2 separate regions of the Homo sapiens genome follow, and region 2 is linked to region 1. A link is a loop called in an ENCODE intact Hi-C map of the cell type or tissue named here. Cell type or tissue: heart right ventricle. All regions are shown on one strand. Each heading gives the region's core, and the rest is flanking DNA. Links, peaks and the distances in the headings are about the cores only. Region 1 has its middle 3.9 kb from the start of SIN3B. Region 2 overlaps NWD1 (NACHT and WD repeat domain containing 1).

Region 1 (2,906 bases), core at 100-2,599:
GCCTGGCCAACATGATAAGACCCCCGTCTCTAATACTAAAAATACAAAAATTAGCCAGGCGTGGTGGCACGCACCTGTAATCCCAGCTACTTGGGAGGCTGAGGTAGGAGAATCGCTTGAACCTGGAAGGCAGAGGTTGCAGTGAGCTGCAATCGCGCCACTGCACTCTAGCCTGGGCGACAGAGTAAGACTTCGTCTCAAAAGGAAATAACCATTAAAATGGGCGGCCAGGCGCTGTGGCTCACACCTGTAATCCCAGCATTTTGGGAGGCCAAGGTGGGCGGATCACGAGGTCAGGAGATCAAGACCATCCTGGCTAACATGGTGAAACCCCATCTCTACTAAAAATACAAAAAAAATTAGCCAGGTGTGGTGGCAGGCGCCTGTAGTCCCAGCTACTCGGGAGGCTGAGGCAGGAGAATGGCATGAACCTGGGAGGCGGAGCTTGCAGTGAGCCACGATGGCGCCACTGCACTCCAGCCTGGGCGACAGAACGAGACTCTGTCTAAGAAAAAGGGCAACCAGCAGCCCTGGGGGCTGCTCTGTCTATGGAGTAGCCATTCTTTAGTCCTTTACTTTCCTAATAAACTTACTTTCAGTTTACTGTATGGACTGGCCCTGAATTCTTTCTTGCGTGAGATCCAAGAACCCTCTCTTGGGGTCTGGATTGGGACCCCTTTCCCGTAACAGTGTCAGAGGTGTTTGAACCAGAGGAACCCCGACTTGAATAGGGGCTGGGTAAAATAAGACTAAGACCTACTGCACTGCATTCCCAGATGGTTAAAGCATTCTTAGTCACAGGATGAGATAGGAGGTCAGCACAACATACGGGTCATAAAGACCTTGCTGATAAAACAGGTTGCAGTAAAGAAGCCGGCCAAAATCTACCCAAATCAAAATGACCTCTGGTGGTCCTCACTGCTACACTCCCACCAGCGCCAAGACAGTTTAGAAATGCCATGGCAACGTCAGGAAGTTACCCTCTATGGTCTAAAAAGAGGAGGCATGAATAATCCACCCCTTGTTTAGCATATCATCAAGAAATAAATCATAAAAATGGGGAATAAGCGGCCCTCGGGGCTGCTCTGTCTGTGGAGTAGCCATTCTTTGTTCCTTTATTTTCCTTATAAACTTGCTTTCACTTTACAGACTCTCCCTGAATTCTTTCTTGCGTGAAATCCAAAAACCCTCTCTGGGGGGTCTGGATCGGGACCCATTTCCTGTAACACTGGGAGGCTTTGGTAAGAAACGGACTGTCCAGACATCTGGTGGCCACAGAGTGTTCAGTCTGCCTTCGCTGCTCTTCCTGGCTGGGAGCCACAAATCTTCCATGCTTTACTTTCTAAATACCACTCCCTTCCACCCACCGCTCTCTACTTCCACTGCTCCCATCCTGGTCTAAGCCACCATCGTCCTTTGCCTAAATGATGAAACAGCCTCCCTCCACCCTCCCTGGCTCCGCTCCAATCACTTTCCTGCAGAGCAGCCAGAGTGATCACTTTCAAATGCAAACCTGAACTTGCAGCTCCTCCGCTCAAAGCCCTTGGATGGTTTCCACCAGCGTGAATGCTAAAGCCTGAACTCAGTGCATAAGGTGCTGTGTGTTCCGCTCCTCTGGCTGCTCCGGGATTATCTTGTACTCTCTTTCTTCCCCTCCCTCTCTGCAGCCTGGGAAACTCGTCTTAAAAAAAAAAAAACTCTTGAAATGTACCATGCTGTCTCCCACCTCAAAAATCACAGCTGTTCGTGATTTTTCTCATGATGAATGCCTACGCATTCTTCAGATCTCAGCTAGAATGCCACCTCCTCTGGGAAGCCTCCCTCATCTCCTGCAAGACTGGGTTAGGTTTCCCTAGGTAACAGGTGGTATTTTCCAAAAATAGCCACAACATATTTCCTGTCCCACATGATACTCTTGGCCATTTGCCCTCCTCTTGAATTTAGGAAAAACTTTGTAACAGCCTGTATGGAAAGAATGCAATGGAAATGATTCTGCGTGACTTCCGAGTCTGGGTGAGAAAAGGTAATATGGGAGCTGGGTGCAGTGATGCATGCCTGTAGTCCCAGCTACTCAACAGATTGACGTGGGAGGATCCTTTGAGTCCAGGAGTTTGAGGCCAGCCTGGGCCAGCCTGAGACCCTGAGTCCCACCCCAACCCCTGCCATCTCCGGAAGAAGAAGAAGGAGAAGGAGAAGAGGAAGAAGAAGAGGAAGAGGAAGAAGAAAAAGAAAAGATGATATGATTCCCACCTGGCTCACACGCTCACTTGTTCTTAGAACGGTAGTTGTGAAGAAGCTCAGGCTGCAAGGAGACCACATGTAGGTATTCCAAGCAACGGCCCCAGCGAGGGTCTCGGCCTGTAGCCTGTAGCAACTGACATACATATGTGTGAGCAAACATTCAGGTGATTCCAGCCCCCAGACTTTGAGCCACCCAGCTGATGCCAAGGTTGAGTTATTCCTCCCAAGCCTGCCCAAATTGCAGATTGAAGAGTAAAATGAATGTCTCTTTTCTTTCTTTTTTTTTTTTTTTCAAGACAGGGTCTTGCTCTTGCTCTGTTCCCCAGGCTGGAGTGCAGTGGCGCAATCTCAGCTCATTGCAACCTCCACCTTCTGGGTTCAAGCGATACTCATGCCTCAACCTCCCAAGTAGCTGGGATTACAGGTGTGTGCCACCACACCTGGCTAATTATTGTATTTTTAGTAGAGATGGGATTTCACCATCTTGTCCAGGCTGGTCTTGAACTCCTGGCCTCATGTGATCCACCCACCTCTGCCTCCCAAAGTGCTGGGATTACAGCCATGAGCCACTTGCCCCGTGAATGTTGTTGTCATTTGAAGCTTCTAAGTCTTGAGCTGCTTTTTATTTTCTTTTACAGAAAGCCCAGACCTTACAATGTTTTTAT
Region 2 (2,906 bases), core at 260-2,759, 53 kb before region 1:
TGAGAACAGACAAATACACACAGAGACCACAAATTTTGAGCCCCACCGTGTCCATTGAAATCTTGGCGCTGCCACTTCTTGGCAGTGTGACCTTGCAAACCCTTTACCATCCCTCCCCCTGCCCCACAGCCCTCAGTTTTCCCATCTGCAGAATAGGGATGCTGAGTGACCATCCCACCTAGGGCTGCTGGGAAGAGTACGCGCATCAGTTCACACAGAACCTCCACCCGTGTTGCCATCGAGGGTCCTGTTACTGTCATATGATAGCATTGTTGACATGAATAGCCTAGGATGAGCTATTTCTGCCCTGAAACCCTATTTTTGTCATCTGCAAAATGTGCAATTGAACTAAAATGTGTCCAGAACTCCACCCAATGTGAAGATGCTGGTGCCTGCAATCATTTATGCCTTTCTTATGCATTCACACAACCCCTACTGATTATCTGCCATAGCCCCAGCTCCCACAGGGACCTAAATATAGTTAATGTTTGTCTCAGCCTTTAAGAGAGGGAGATGGGGCCGAGTGCGGGGGTTCACGCTTCTAATCCCAGCACTTTGGGAGGCCCAGACAGAAGGATTGCTAGAGGGCAGGAGTTCAAGACCATCCTGGGCAACATAGCGAGACCCTATCTCTGTAAAAAAAAATTAATTAGTTAAAAATAGATAGATGGCTGGGCACAGTGGCTCACGCCTGTAACCCCAATACTTTGAGAAGCCGAGGCAGGCAGATTGCTTGAGGCCAGGAGTTTGAGACCAGCCTTGGTGACAGTGAAACCCCATCTCTACTAAAAATACAAAAATTAGCCGGGTGTGGTGGTGCATGCCTGTAATCCCAGCTTCTTGGGAGGCTGAGGCACGAAAATTGCTTGAACCCGGGAGGCAGATGTTGCGGTGAGCCGAGATCACGCCACCGCACTCCAACTTGCACGACAGAGCAAGACTCTGTCTCAAAATACACAAATAAATAAAGAGAAGGAGATGGAACAGCATACCAAACAACTGGAATTTAAGGCAACTGGAAAGAAAAATAACGCGAGAGGCGCTCGCCAGGAGTTGTAAACCTTGATGGAGCAACTTCCCAGGAAAACAGCCTTGGGCATGACTTCCCATTTTAAGGAAGATTTAAAAGCCCAGATCTCTCAGCAAGTTCCCTGCAAAGCCCCTTGATTGACAACCTGTGGCTCCCCCAGCACAAGGAGGAGGTGTAGGAACAAATGTTATCACCAGAGGGCGCTGCTGGACAACCATGTGCTCTCCGTACATCCAAGCACGCTGGCGAATGGGGACCATTCAACATAACATCCTAAATGATCCAACGCGATCACGAGTCCTTTTTTTTTTTTTTTTTTGAGAAGGAGCCTCGCTCTGTCACCCAACTTCTGCCTCCTGGGTTCCAGCGATTCTCCTGTCTCAGCCTCCCGAGTAGCTGGGATTACAGGCCTGCGCGCCACCATGCTCGGCTAATTTTTCTTAATAGCCCATTTTTTAATAGAACGGTTTTAGGTTCACAGCAAAATTGAGTGAAAGGTACAAAGATTTCCAATATATCCCTCCTCTGATCCTACTTTTATTGAAAAGGTTGAGTCTGAGCACAGTGGCTCACGCCTATAATTCCAGAGCTTTGAGGGGTCGAGGAAGGAGGATATCTTGAGCCCAGAAGTTTGAGACCAGCCTGGGCAACATAACGAGACCCCGTCTCTACAAAAAATAAAAAACTAACGAGGCGTGGTGACGTGCATCTGCAGTCCCAGCTAATATAGAGGCTGTGGCCGGAAGATCGCTTGAGCCCAGGAGTTTGAGGCTGCAGTGAGCTGCGATCGTGCCACTGCACTCCAGCCTGGGTGACAGAGTAAGACCCTGTCTCTAAAAAAATAAATAGCCAGGCGCGGTGGCTCATGCCTGTAATCCCAGCACTTTAGGAGGCCGAGGCAGGTGGATCACTTGAGGTCAGCCCAGCCAACATGGTGAAACCCCGTTTCCACTAGACACACAAAAATTAGTTGGGCCTGGTGGCGGGCACCTGTAGTCCCAGCTATTAGGGAGGCTGAGGCAGGAGAATCGCTTGAACCTGGGAGGTGCAGGTTGCAGTGAGCCAAGATCGCACCATTGCACTCCAACCTAGGTGACAGGCTAAAATTCCATCTCAAAAATAAATAAATAAAATAAAATAAAACAAACAAATAAATTAGCTGAGTGTGGTGGCGCATGCCTGTAGTCCCTAGTATTTGGGAGGCTGAGATGGGAGGATTGCTTGAGCCCAGAAGTTTGAGGCTGCAGTTAGCTTTGATCATGCCACTGCACTCCAGCCGGGACAACAGAGTGTGATAAAAGAGGAAGGAAGAAAGGAAGGGAGAGAGGGAGAGAAGAAGGGAGGGAGGAAGGAAAGGGAAGCATTCTAGGCAACCTGGGCAAAGGCTGGAGACTGGAAACAGCTGGGTGCCTCTGAAGCAAGGGTAAGTGTGTCTGGAGAGCAGAGAAGGAGACAGGAGCGGACAGCAGAGGCCAGTAGCTGAGGTATTGTGTCTTCTTTTGTTCTGGAGCCCCTGCAGGGAGCAGAGACTCAATTGGCAGGGAGGGTAGAGGGGGCTCAATCCAGGCAACTTAGTCTACATCCCTTTGTTGCAGAGAGGAGCCTCCTGTACACAGAACTGCTGGCCAGACTCCATTTCTTCGCCACCTCACATCCAGCACTGGTGGGACAGCTATGCCAACAGGCCCAGAGCTGGTTCCAGTTGTGCGCACACCCTGTGCTGGTGCCCCTCGGAGGATTCCTCCAGCCCCCGGGAGGACCCCTCCGGGCAACTCTCAGCGGCTGTCACAAAGGTGAGTCTCCCCAGCATAGCAAAAATCCCAGCAGGCACCTGCTTGCCTGGGGGCAGTGAAGGCCAGGTGTTTGAGGTTGTCCT

What was found. Peaks named below come from ENCODE experiments on the same cell type or tissue, not always from the same donor. Only the 100,000 strongest peaks of a DNase experiment are listed, where the experiment ranks them.
Region 2: it touches region 1 in a loop (2.5-fold over the local background); 23 of 110 quality-filtered maps call a loop at or near these places.

The regions. Positions count from the first base shown.
Region 1 is chr19:16,824,019-16,826,924 of GRCh38, forward strand. No RefSeq gene overlaps it. Among named protein-coding and RNA genes, the nearest start is that of SIN3B, 3.9 kb to the right of the region's middle. RefSeq lists an enhancer at 1,312-1,989. In heart right ventricle, for the core only: a CTCF peak has its summit at 1,266 (motif pointing left); a DNase peak (open chromatin) is centred at 1,393; H3K4me3 peaks cover 1,413 bases; H3K27ac peaks cover 1,552 bases.
Region 2 is chr19:16,770,501-16,773,406 of GRCh38, forward strand. It overlaps NWD1 (NACHT and WD repeat domain containing 1), which reads left to right. Exons shown (of 19, transcript NM_001007525.5): 11 at 2,626-2,823. Among named protein-coding and RNA genes, the nearest start is that of NWD1, 52 kb to the left of the region's middle. In heart right ventricle, for the core only: a CTCF peak has its summit at 1,224 (motif pointing right); a DNase peak (open chromatin) is centred at 1,231.